Regions from separate parts of the Homo sapiens genome. Here region 1 is linked to region 2. The links are chromatin contacts, found by Hi-C or POLR2A ChIA-PET in ENCODE. All regions are on one chromosome and are shown on one strand. The core of a region is the stretch at or near the end of the contact, and the rest is flanking DNA. Distances in the headings are between cores, read along the strand shown. Region 1 holds the start of F11 (coagulation factor XI). Region 2 holds the start of TLR3 (toll like receptor 3).

The links. A loop is a pair of places that touch in the nucleus more often than their neighbours do. ChIA-PET counts read pairs that join two places held with the same protein, here RNA polymerase II (POLR2A). Pooled maps may share reads with other maps.
Region 1: a loop to region 2 is called in a pooled map, with 2.0 times the contacts of the local background. The contact joins the promoter of F11 here to the promoter of TLR3 in region 2. A Hi-C loop is called at or near these places in 1 of 168 maps with a recorded cell type or tissue (K562) and 1 of 50 pooled maps. POLR2A ChIA-PET finds 5 or more read pairs at or near these places in 1 of 52 experiments (Panc1).

What each region holds. Positions count from the first base shown.
Region 1 is chr4:186,263,594-186,270,172 of GRCh38, reverse strand. It overlaps F11 (coagulation factor XI), which reads right to left and starts at 3,984. Exons shown (of 15, transcript NM_000128.4): 1 at 3,878-3,984; 2 at 2,982-3,037. The coding sequence starts at 3,036. RefSeq lists an enhancer at 4,854-5,625.
Region 2 is chr4:186,066,717-186,073,994 of GRCh38, reverse strand. TLR3 (toll like receptor 3) reads right to left here and starts at 4,839. Exons shown (of 5, transcript NM_003265.3): 1 at 4,747-4,839.

The DNA of each region.
Region 1 (6,579 bases), core at 2,735-5,234, 200 kb before region 2:
TGGCTCAAATAATTTATGTGATGGTTAATTTTGGATTTTTCTAGGTACTCAATCACATCATCTGTGAAAAACGAGAGCTTATGTTCCTCCTAATCGTTTTCCTTTTATTTCCCTTCCTTACCGCACCAACGAGTACCTCCAGTCAAGAGTAAATGGAAATAATGGGAAGTATTCTTGTCCTATTCTCAATCCCTTGGGAAAGCTTTCAATATTCCGCTATTACGTATTATGTTTCTTGAAGATTTTTGGTTTGGATTTTTGTTTGCTTTTGTTTAAAATATCGTTTAATAGCTGATGAAAGTTCTCTTCCATTTCCAGTTTATTTAAAGTTTTGATCATTAATAGAATTTTAGCAAGCATTTTTCGGCACATATTAACATTTAAAATTATTTTTATTTTTTATTATGACAGATAGCATACCATGTGCCATGTAGCCATCTTGAGTGTACAGTTCTGTGGCACTAAGGGTATTTACATTGCTGTGCAACCATCAGCACCATCCACCTCCAGAACTTTTCAACTTCGCCAGCTGATGCTCTGTGCCCATTAAACACCAACCCTCAGCCCTTCCCCTGGCCCCTCGGCCCCTGGCAACCTCTGTTCTAATTTCCGTCTTGATGAAATTGACTACCCTAAGTACCTCCTATCAGTGAGATCCCACAGTATTTGTTCTTTTGTGACTGGCTTATTTCACTTAGCGTAATGTCCTCAAGGTTCATCCATGTCATAGCATGTGTCAGAATTTCCTTTCTTTTTAGGGTTGAGTAATATTCCTTTGTATGTATGTACCACACTTTATCCAGTCACCTGTTGATAAACACATGGGCTGCTTCCACCTTTGGGTTAGTGTGAATAATGCTGCTATGAGATGGGTGTACAAGTATATCTGTGTGAGTTCCTGCTTTCCCTTCTTTTTTTTCGGTATGTACCCCGAAGTCACACATCTATTGATTTTTGAATGTTAAATCAACTTTTCATTCCTGGAATAAACCCAACTTTGTCACAATATCACAATGTAATCATCCTTTAATTTTTTTAACAATCTACTGGGTTAAGTTGGATAATATTTTGTTTAGGACATTTGTACATATGTTCATAAGATAAAAGACCTGTGACTTTTTTTCCTCAGAATTTTCCTATCAGATTTTGGTGTCAAGATTACCCTGACCTTATAAAATGGGCTAGAAAGGGGTTATGTTGACCTCTCAAATATGTGTGTCTTCCATTTAATTAATTTCTGCGATTTCTTCTTTCTGCCTTCTAATTTCTTAGCACTTAAGTTGCTATTCTCTATCTTCTTGTCATCTTATATCATTAATTTTTCCCTTTTCTGTATTCTAATGTATACATGTAAATCTATACATTTGATCTCAACACTGATTCGGTTACATCTCAAAGTTTTGATATACTGTACTTTCATTATTGTACAATTCCTTTTCTAATTACCATTGTGATTTCATCTCTGATTCATCTTAATCTAAAAAGGTATAAATACTCAATTTTCAAACATTTGCAGATTTTCAATTCCCTTTTTATTATTATTCTAGCTCCCATTCACGGTGATTATAAATACTCAATTTTCAAACGTTTGCAGATTTTCAATTCCCTTTTTATTATTATTCTAGCTCCCATTCACGGTGATTGAATAACATGATCAGTATAATTTTAACCCCTTAAAATTTGTTGAGCCTTGTTTCAGAGGCTTGTGTGTGGTCAATATTTGTAAATGTTCCATGTGCATGTATAAAGGACCTAAATATGTACACTATCATTCCTTGATATCTATGAGGGATTGGCTGCCAGACCTCCTGCAGATACCAAAATCCATGAACGCTCAAGTCCCTGATAGAAAATGGCATAGTATTTACATATAACCTACTCACAGCCTCCTGTGTACTTTAAATCATCTCTAGATTACTTATAATACCTAGTACAATGTAAATACTATGCAAATTGTTGTTATACTGTGTTGTTTCGGGAATAATGACAAGAAAAAACTCTGCACATGTTGAGTGCAGATATAATTTTTTTTAAAAAATTTCACTTCAATGTTGTTTAAATCCATGGATGTGGAACCCCTGATTCAGGGTCAATTGTTTATGTAGTTATTGGGTCCAGTGTTCAAAATATATCAAATTATTTAGCGCTGACATATTTATCAATGAAATAACAATACAATTTCCAGATAATTATAACAAAGGAATATTATAACCTGAGCAGTAGTCTTGTCACAGAGAAAATTGAAATTATGAGCTGTGTAATTTAATATATTAAGTGGAATTTACTTTTAATATCTTCACCTAGGTTTGCCTTTTTTCACATAGGCCAGCAAAAAGAATTTACTATGCTTAAAATGCTAGCAATAGTATCAGAAATTAAATATAACATGTAGACATAAGCTATTTTTCTAAAGGAATGCTTCAGCTTTCATTTTAAATAAAGAATGGTCATGGAACTAAACAATACCTGTACTGATATATCCTACTTAATATTGGCTAAGTAATTTATAAACAAATTTAGCAGATGTGACATAGGGTGGAGAATTAACAGGGTAGTTAAATTATTGAAATGCATAAACTGTGTATGAATAGTTACATAACATTTTTCAGTACAAAATTCCTATTTTATGTGTGTGTGTATGTTCCATTGAACTGACTGCTTTATGAAAAACCAACTAATTAGTGAGGCAAATCAAGATTTCTTCTTTTTAATATTGCTTTTAAATATCATTTAAATGAATGATGTATGTAGGCATGGATGTAGATATGGTACACATATAGACACAGATTCCTACCAGTACAAACAATTTTTTCACCTCAATTCCTACCCTGCTTTGAAAACCTCTGGAGCCTCAGGCAGGAAGTTAATAAAAACATTTTATTTCCTTCCCGGCATAAATGGTGTGGGATTCTCCCACATGTGTGGAGATTGCAGTGTGATTTCCCTCTCCCAGCCCATAGTTAAGATAACACTCTACTTACCACCAGAAACTGAAGTAAATAAAATGAAATGTACCACTTGATATAAGAAAATCATCCTACAATGAGAAAAAGGTGCATGCTTTTAGAACATAAAATGTAAATTTATAATTAGTTTACTGACACTAAGACTTACAAGAAATAGGGAGAGAGGGGAGTAGTTAATTCAATAGCATTCACAGTGTTCTCATTATAATGTTGAATTTTCTTTCCCAATCCTGGAGCATTCCTTAGTGTGACTGTGTGTGGCATTCAACTCTTACAGCTCTGCAGAAGCCGGAACCCACAGGGAAGCAGCGCTCTCCCCTCCTCCCTCCTTCCCCGCCGGCCCCGCCGCTCTCTGTGTTCAGATCCTTCTCATGGCCACCATCTGACCGCTCTCCCCACCCCAATTTTTCATCTTTGTTTCCTTTCCCAATTTTTTTCCTTTCTTTCTTTCCTTGAGGCCTCTCCCTATATCTTTCAAAGAGCTATGAATGATTTCCTACTTAGAAAATTTTCTATTTAAAAAAGTCTGTGGCTGATACATTAATCGATTGTCTTGGTCACCTATAAATCTATTTATCTCCAGTAAGCATTAAACAGACTGCTCTAGGAAAAACGGAGTCATCAGTGAGACAAATCAAGACTTCTGATTTTTCAGTACTGCATTTGGATGTCTTTTTAACTCGTAAAACGCTTGTTACTGAGTAGACACTGTTACTCTTCTGTTGTTCCACATTTCCTCTCAGATTAGTTATGGATATTAGCGGAACATCTCTACAAAGCTAAATCAGACACATTTTAAAAATCAATCATTCTCTATTGTAAAGTGTTTTTAAATTCCTATGATTTAAAAAAAGCATTTCAAGGCGTATTTGCTTGAGAGGAATGTTAAATAGTAAGTTCTGAAACTGTACCTGAAAAGACCTTGTTGGCTTACTTGCTGCAATTCTTAATAAGGGTGCTTTTCTTCCTCCAAAATGGTCTTCATCCTCCTCTGAATGAGCTTGTGTAGGAAATGGTCACTTCACTTTAATATTTACTTGTACTAGTTCTCAATGTTATGTAACATTCTCTCTCAGTACAGCATATTTGTGAAAGTCGTTAAAATCTTAGTATGTCAGAAATATACCTTGAGAGAATTGCTTGCTTTCTCAATACACTGAATTTATTTTTTTAATTTTATTTCGTATTCAAACAAGTGACATACACAGGGACAGATGTAGAACTTGATTTTGCCTGTGTGCCTGCTAGCCAAAGCTGCATTTAACCACACTTTCACCTGTCAGCTGTTAACCATTAATTCTAGCTGACCTTGAATCTCAAAGTCTAAAAAGAAAACATGGAAAGTCTAATGGATTCATTGATTTGCAATATAATGGAGGGAGGAGACTTTGGCTGCTGGGGGAGAGCGGACGGATGGGAAGCAAAGTACAGACAGCTCCTAAGAGCCTGGCTCTTGCCCAGTCAGTTTCCCTTCAGGTGACGCTGCCTCTCAGAGGCCTAAGCAGATAGGATTCCTCCTAAGGCCAAGCTTTTTTTTTTTTTATTCTTACTTGTGAACACTAAAAGTCTATTTTTTAAAACAGAAAAATAAGCTATTTCAGCTTGCTTGCTTCTTACTTTCTTTCTTTTCTTTCTTTCTTCTTTCTTTCTTTCTTTTCTTTCTTTCTTTCTTTCTCTCTTTCTTTCTTTCTTTTGAGACAGAGTCTCTCGTCGCACAGGCTGGAGTGCAATGACGCGATCTCAGCTCACTGCAACCTCCGCCTTCCAGGTTCAAGTGATTGTCCTGCCTCCGCCTCCGGAGTAGCTGGGACTACAGGCCCGCGCCACCACGCCCAGCTTATTTTTTTTTCTTTTTTCTTTTCTTTTTTTGTATTTTTAGTAGAGACAGGGTTTCACCATGCTGGTCAGACTGGTCTCAAACTCCTGATCTCCAGTGATCCGCCAGCCTCAGCCTCCCAAAATGCTGGGATGACAGGCATGAGCCACCACGCCCGGCTTCTTTTAGCTTTCTTTAGGTCCTGGGACACAGACCCGAATGGAGAGCTAGGAAGTGACATGTCTAGCAGCTGCATGACTGTCAACGAAAGCACAGCACGTCACATCCCTGAAGGAAAGGGTGGTTTTGTCCTGGAGGGAGTCTTCCCACTGGACAGTGGGAAGTGGGACACTGGACAGTGGTAGGACCTGGCGTTTATAGGCAGGAAAGTTTGTGAAAAAATTCTGGGGTGTTTCACATAATTATATTTCCATGAAGGCCTTCCCTTTGGCCTTGAAGAAGGTCTGAAAGCCTATGGAGGGCATGTTCATCCATGCCAACTGCTACCCAGACCTACTCACTGGCTGACGAGTCATGTGACTTGAGCGGAACCAGCCTGTGCACAGTCCCCAGCCACCTGCAGGTCCTTGGCTTCCGTTTCCTCATTTAGAACACAAGGCACTAACTAGTGCTGAGGGTTTCTGTGCGGTCCCCTAAAAAACCTCACAACACGAACACAAAACAGTTTTCAATATGCCTGATTTGAATACATTTTGGAGAAAGATACGTTTATGGTTCAGAGAAGGCTCTCAATTTTTCATAGAAAAGCAAAATACGATCTTGTGTTTATACATGGAATCATAATTTAAAAAACATATTTGGAAGACCGGGGAGAAATGACAGGGAATTAAGAGAATGTGAACTGAGAACAGATCTTTTTGTAAAGTGCTGAAGAACTAGGGTGATGTTCTATCTGGAAGGCATTTACTCAGATATTTTTATTTGATCTATTGCCAGTGCATTTGACTTATCCTGGCATAAAGAGTTCCTAGCTGTTTTCTTGAGTTTCCCGTTTAAAGTACATTCCAGCTACCCAAAAAGTGCATATTTATGATGCATTGCCTTTTATGAGGCTCAAACATAGAATGGCAAATTCGTGCCAAGAATGGCTTTCATGGAAAATGGATACGTGAGATTATATGAGGTCCTTATATCCTTGTATTGTTTACTCCATGGAACCTCATCTCTCTTCTTAAGCCCCAATAAAAAGAAGATAAGGATAACTCTCCAACCCTATTGAGAGAAACAGAAAGGCTCTAAATAAGAGAAATGCTTCACTGGAAAACCAAATAATATTTTCCTAAGTTTGATTTAGCTAGTTAGTGAAATCTTTAAGGTCTTTGAAATAGTATCAGGATTCAAAAAAATTTTGTCTATTCAAATAAAAGTAGAATAATTTTTTTTCAGACAAGGTCTCACTCCTGTCGCCCAGACGAGAGTACAGTGGTGTGATCTCCACTCAACGCAGCCACCAGGTGATCCTCCCACCTCAGCCTCCTGAATAGCTAGGAATACAGCCGCATGTCACTCCGCATGGCTAATTGTTGTATTTTTTGTAGAGACAGGGTTTTGCTGTGTTCCCCAAGCTGGTCTGGAATGCCTGGGCACAAGCGATCCACCTGCCTTGGCCTCCCAAGTGCTGGAATTACAGGCATGAGCCACCGTGCCCAGCCTAGAATAAAAGTCTTGACTACATAGAAACTCTTTGAGATTAAATAGACCTTTCTTTTAAACTGACCATAGATATCCTTAAAAAATTATTTTCAACTAATGCATTGCAGTTTAAAATTCTGATAT
Region 2 (7,278 bases), core at 3,590-6,089:
ATTTGCATTTCCCTGCCGACTAACGATATTTAACAATTTTCATGTGCTTATTGTTCATTTATCTTCCCTTATATGTTCAAATATTTTGCTCATCTATTAGATTGTTTCCTGTTTATTATTGTGTTGTAGGAATTTTTTATGTATCTGAGTGTCAGTCCTTCGTCAGATTCCTATTTTGTAAATATTTATTCCCAGTGTGTGAGTTGCCTATTTATTTTCTTACTGATGTCTTCTTAATTATGATGAAATCTAGTTTATCATCTTCTCTTTTATTTTTATCATTTCTGTGTCTCCTCTAAGAAATTTTCCTACTCCCATTACTTAGATACTCTCCTCTAAAAAGCTTTATGGTGTTAGCTTCTATGTGAAGGTGTGTGACCTCTCCTAAGTTAATTGTTGTGTATGCATGAAGTAGGAGTCATGGTTTTTTGTGTGTATATCCAGTCAGTCAGATCTTGTTTTTTGTTTTTTTTTTGAGATGGAGTCTCACTCTGTCACCCAGGCTGGAGTGCAGTGGTGCCATCTTGGCTCACTGCAGTCTCCACCTCCTGGGTTCAAGTGATTCTCCTGCCTCAGGCTCCCGAGTAGCTGGGACTACAGGCACGCGCCACCATGCCTGGCTAATTTTTATATTTGTAGTAGAGACAGGGTTTCACCATGTTGGCCAGGCTGGTCTTGAACTCCTGACCTCAGGTAATCCATCCACCTCGGCCTCCCAAAGTGCTGGGATTATAGGGGTGAGCCACCACGCCTGGTCCAGTCAGACCATTTTTTAAAGAGACTTCTTTCCCCCACCGGATTGTTCTGTGCTTTCCTTAGAAACCGAGTAAATGTTTTAAGCGAGGGTCTATTTCTGGGCTGTCTACTCTCTTCCACTGAAATATTTGTTAGTTCTTAGGCCAATACCACATTGTTCGGATTACTTTAGCTTTACAACAAGTCTTGAAGTTCAGTGAGCGAAACCTCCCATCTTGCTCTTCTTCTAGATTGCCTTTTCCGTTGCTATGGTTGATGGAAATTATCCAATATTGTGTATTATTTATTATTAATTATTGCTTCTCACTAGAATGTGAAGCTATAATAGTAGAGGACATAGTTCTTATTCCATACGGTGTTGTCTGTGCCTAGAACAAGACCTGGCACTTTGTTGGCTCTGAAGAAATAAATATATGTTGAATACATAGCCGATATGGTTTGCCTCTGCGTCTCCACCCACACCACACGTTGAATTGTAATTCCCAGTGTTGGAGGTGGGGGCTGGTGGGAGGTGACTGGCTCATGGGGCAGAGTTCTCACAGATGGTTCAGCACCACCCCCTCGGTGCTGTTCTCCCGATAGTGAGTGAGTGAATTCTTATGAGATTCGGTCGTTTAAAAGTGTGTGGTGGTTGGGCGCAGTGGCTCACGCCTGTAACCCCAGCACTTGGGAGGCCAAGGTGGGCAGATCACCTGAGGTCAGGAGTTTGAGACCAGCCTGGCCAACATGGTGTAACCGTGTCTCTACTAAATACAAAAATTAGCTGGGTGTGGTGGTGGGTGCCTGTAATCCCAGCTACTGGGAAGGCCGAGGCAGGAGAATCGCTTGAACTAGGGAAGCGGAGGCTGCAGTGAGCCGAGATCCCACCACATGCACTCCAGCCTGGGTGACAAAGTGAGACTTCGCCCCCACTCCCCCCAAAATAAATAATAAAAAAATAAAAGTGTGTGGCACCTTCCCCTTCTCTCTTCTTCCTGCTCCGGCTATGTGAAGGTGCCAGCTCTGGCTTTGCCTTCTGTGGTGGGTGAAAGCTCCTTGAGGCTCCTCCAGAAGCAGAGGCTGCTATGCTGCCTGCACCACTTGCAGAACCATCAGCCAATTGAACCTCTTTCTTTATAAATGACCAGTCTCAGGTATTTCTGTAGAGCAATGTGAGAATGCACTCATACAATAGCTTTCCATGGGCATTTAGTCAGCTCAGGAAAGCCACTCAACTCCATACATTGTCACACTTTATTTTGGTGGGATGTGTACCCAGTGTGATACTCTGTGGTGTGATCAACAACCAAATTTCAGATATTTTAAAAAATCAAATACACCCACAAGGTATGGAGATGAAGCAGTGGTAATGATATCTAAATAGATATTCCACAAGATCTAAAAGTCATGACATGAAAATTATTCCAGGTAAGTGTCAGGTAATAAAATCACCTTAGGTGACTAATCCTAGGAAAACAGAACTAATGTGAGTATATAGAATTGTTCTAATATACTTAAAAATAGCGATTTTACTAATATTCTAATTTAGTTCTCAGAAACAGAAAAAACAACAAAAAAAACTGGCTTCCATAAACTAATATTCCCATCTCATGGCCTTTACAACTCTGGCACTAATCATTGTAAAGCTGTGCACATTCTTTATATCCACAGGCCATGAGGAATGCCACAGCTAGGCCAGCAAGGATGCATTTGCTGACTTGCCCAGGCACGTGAAGGATGCAGGGCTGGCAATGATACCTCTCAAATGCTGGGGACCAGCTCCCCACCTGCCCCCTCTCTGAGAGTGTCCCAAACCTCTCTTCCAGTTCCTTCAGAACTTCCTATCTCTATTTACCAACTCATAGGTAAGGTCCCTACAATACATTCTCCTTGCTTAGGTGAGATGTACCCCTCTGGTAGGGCTCCTGCTATAGGTCAGAATTGCTGAGAAGGACTAATCCATTACAAAGCATATCCCTGAATGACTTAAGGACTTGCCCCATCTGAAGACATTTCATCAGTGGGCAAAACTCACCAAATGCTAGGCAGGAGGAGTGAAAGAGGAACAAACTTGGAGAGACTCCTATGAAATTTCAGAATTGCAACCATGCACACAAAAATCCTAAAACCTTCATTTCCAAAGAAAAGAGATCTTGATTAATAAAAAACTTTTCATCAGTAACATGAACCACTGGAAAACAATAGAGATAAGCTTTCCAAACATTTAGAGAAAATTATTTTGAATTTAAAATTTCATATCCAGGCAAAGCATAGTGGCTCATCCCCACAATCCCGGCACTTTAGAAGGTGTAGGCAGAAGGAGATCAGGAGCTCAACACCAGCCTGGGCAACATAGTGAGACCCCGTATCTACAAAAATATTTTAGAAAGTAGCCAAGTGTGGTGGCACAAGCCTGTAGTTCCAGCTACTTGGGAGGCTGAGGCAGGAGGATCGCTTGAGCCCAGGAGGTTAAGGCTGCAATGAATCATGATCACACCACTGCACTCCAGCCTGGGCAACAGAGCAAGACCTTACCTCTAAAAAACAAGAAAATTACCTTTGACCAGGCCAAGAAAATTACCTGTGGCTCATGCCTGTAATCCCATCACTTTAGGAAGCTGAGGCTGGAGGATCCCTTGAGCCTAGGAGTTTGGGACCAGCCTGGGCAACACAGGGAAACCTCATCTCCACCAAAATTTTTTTTTAAATTAGCTGGCCATAGTGGTTCACACCTGTGGTCCCAGCTACTCGTGACACTGAGGTGTGAGAATTGCTTGAGCCAGGGAGGTCAAGGCTGCAGTGAGCCACGATCATGCCACTGTACTTCAGCCTGGGCAACACAGCGAGACCTTGTCTCTAAATCGATAAATGAAATAAAATGAAATAAAATAAAATAAAATAAGATAGGGAAATTTCACATCCATCTGAATAACTAAATAAAAAGGTATAAGTATTTTGAGATATGCAAAAATTCAGTAAGTTTATAGCCATACGATCTGTATGAAAAGGTTATTCTAGGACATGCTTCAGTAAAACAAGCAAAAATGCAGTTAAAGGATGAAATGAGAGTGAAGAAAACGTTGCTGTTGAATGAGATCTAGCAGAAATAAAGAAAATGAAAAAAAATTAAAAAGAGACTCACTCAGCCTTAGAATTTTGGAAATATTTTGTGAGGGCACATGGAATTCACATTCTTTGTCCAAGTGAGAGACAATATTGCCTGATGGTTAGGACATGGGGTCTGGAGGCAGACTACCTGGAGTTAACCACTATCCATAGTTTGATTTGTAAACTTTGCAACCTTTGTAGTAGGTTCATACACAGGCACGCCCATATGAAGACACATACCAGCACGTAATCATCTGTAAACCTGGGAATCAACTTGCTGAAGCCAACTCCATTTTTACCCGAGTACCCCACAATTGCCGATACCAGTTTCTGATCTTCCCATACACCTTAACAACTTTCCACTTCTCCACTTCTTCCATTATCCTTCATTAGGTGAAAGAAAGCCATTTACTTACTCCTAGGCATACCTGAATGTTCTCTCCTATCTAAGACATTGTCATACAATGCCAGCTCCTGTCTCCCCTCCAGCCAATAAAACTAACAAAAGGGGATACGCTCTTTTAACCTCTTGGAGTTTTGTTTCTTTAAGGCAAAGATGTGATTTGCTAAAAAGACTGTTGCAAAATGATTTCCATAGCTTCCCTAATGTGTTTTTTCCAGGTACAGAATGCTACAGAGAAAAAAATTAAATACTGCATAAATACATTATCACATTAACTAGATATTGGTGCTATTACTTGTGTTCTGAGTTATACCCTTCTCCCATGCCCATATCATATCCCTTTTCTTCCACTTTCCTTCCTGAATAATTCTGACTAGATTTCAAGCACCAGATCAAAGAAAGACCAAAGAAGGCTAAAACCACATGCATTCTGCTAGCAAACTCTACTCAGCAAGAGAGACCCTGCCCAGTAAGAACGTGAAATGAACACCTTCACTTACTTGGATGACTGCTAGCCTTTCCTTTTTTCTTTAGTCCAAATCCAGACATTTCATCAGGGAAGTGTGTGGCAAATAGACGGCACTCTCGAAAGTGAAAGTAAAGCTTGAAAAAAAATGCTTTTATGTTTGGTGCATTCCAAGAAGGGCAAAGGGAGAAAACAAAAACAATCTCTGACAACCTCAGAGAGGCGTTTCAAACCGCCTCTGAAAAACACCTAGTTTTTATTTTATTTTAACTTTTTTTAAGCTGAGATCCTTGGATTTCATTGAAAGGGTCACAGATTTAGCAACAGCTAAAGTTGAAAGTGGGGACCTCACCATTTGATGTGGGCGGGTCTGGACCTCTGCAAGTTAAGGAATAACAGTGAATCCCTCAATTTTCTGCTAGACTCATGCGAAGCTGTCAGAATTGAGTAGTGTATGGTCACAGGGACAGAAAAAAAAATCCCTAATCAAAGCTGAAGTACTTTCCCTTCTTTCGTCTGGCTTTTATCTCTTTGCAACACTGTAAAATAACACCGGCAGAAATTAACCTCTTGATCCAGGAAGAAACTGAGTTTCACAGCAGAGAAAGAGCCAAACATGGCAAAGCTGAGAGCCAGTCCCACTCCTGCTGATCCACTTTTCCACGGTCAGACGCGTTAGGGAACAGATCAGTATGCCCAGAAAAGTTCAGATTAACTAAGAATTTCGTTCTTAATTTGCTTTAATGACTCCAACTAGTTAAGTAAATGTACTTGTTAAGAAATGAACTCACTTTTTTTCATTACAGATGTGCTATGATCTATTATAACTATATTGTTATATAGTGAAATATCACAATTGGAAGGAACTATAGACCACCTAATCTAACTCCCTTGTTTGAGAAATTAGGAAAACGAAACCTAGGGAGGTGAGTGGTTTGCCTAAGAACATGCCACAAGCCACCATATGCTTCAATCACACAAGTCATAAAACAACTGGACGGCTGGGACATGGCATTAGCTTGAACTCATTGCAGAGCTGATGGCAAGAAACAAGCGTGCATCATGGTGCAAAGTGCCCTCTTGTGGGCTCCAGCTTCAGCTAGACCGCTTTATAGTTACTGGGCTCAGGGCTACATGTCTCTGATTTTCATTTGTGACATCTGTAACATAACACCATAAGCAAACAGATGTCCTGAGTACGTGACTGTCCCTCACATCTATCCATTGGGATGTCCAGGAAAACTTCACTAATATTCAAAAGATTTCTTCTCTGTGAGCGCCTTGAAGGCAGGGTGAGGTTTATTCTTTGCATTATAGCTCCCCAGCAACCCTCTGAGGTAGACTGTTTCTTTGGCCTTCAATGAAAGAGACTCGTCCTCAGAATTCAAACCCTTGTGTGGCCTTCTCCCACGCTGACTCTAGGCTTGGCCATTTGACTAGCTTTGACCAGTGGGATATTAGCAAGCATGCAACAAGGTCTCATTGCCAAACACGATTACCCAGGCTTGAGAAGCAAGCAAATAAATGATTGTTGTTTTAAATTTAAAAAAATTGGAATGGTGTCATATGCATTATTAGCGAAATAAAACACATCATCTCAACAATCCTTCATACCTATCCCTTATGCCTTATGACTCCTTATACAGATTAAATTTCCCACGACTTTGGTTGACTAATGAATGGCTCTCGATAAATAAATTTTATTGATGGTCTCCTGATGCAGTAGTTTGGGCTTAATACCAGTTCATATTCAGATATTATTAGTCCTTAATTCTTGCTAGTTTCTAAATACAACACAGATTGTTTTCTCTCTACTGTACATTTCTTAACTATGTGCATTAACTTATTTAGCTATGATGGTGATTGGAGCAATAGTGAAAAACCTCATTTTTCCCCTTTTTAAAAGAATTAAGGCTGGGAGCAGTGGATCATGCCTGTAATCCCAACACTTTAGGAGATTGCTTGAGCCTAGGAGTTCAAGACCAACCTGGGCAACGTGGTAAAACTCCATCTCTACAAAAATTACAAAAATTAGCTGGGCATGTTGGTGCATGCCTATAGTCTCAGCTACTTGGGAGGCTGAGGTGGGAGGATCACTTGAGTCCAGGCAAATTCAAGTTTGCATTGAGTCATGAGTGCGCCACTGCACTCCAGCCTGGGTAACAGAGGGAGACCCTGTCTCAAAAAAAGAGAGAGAGAGAATTAAAAAAAAATGTATGCCCATAAATGTAAAATAACAAATTTAGTAAACACTGATATTTCACAGCATTACAGATCAGCCAATCTCAGAATAATGGGAAGCTGTATATTCCCAGCAAAACAGAGATCTACAGAATTCTAGAAGCCAAAGTCCCTTAAATTTATTCACATTCTAAAAACTCTAAGTTCCCTTCTTCCATTTGAGGGGCCTCTTTAATGAGAGTTTAGTAAGATAATATACACAAAATTTCTGGAAGAATCACTTGACAAAACACAGCAAGTTACAGAGACCGGAGTGACAAGCCAGATATAATTAGCAAATTACCACTCACATGCTGAACTACACAGACACTGTTCTTCTCTGCCC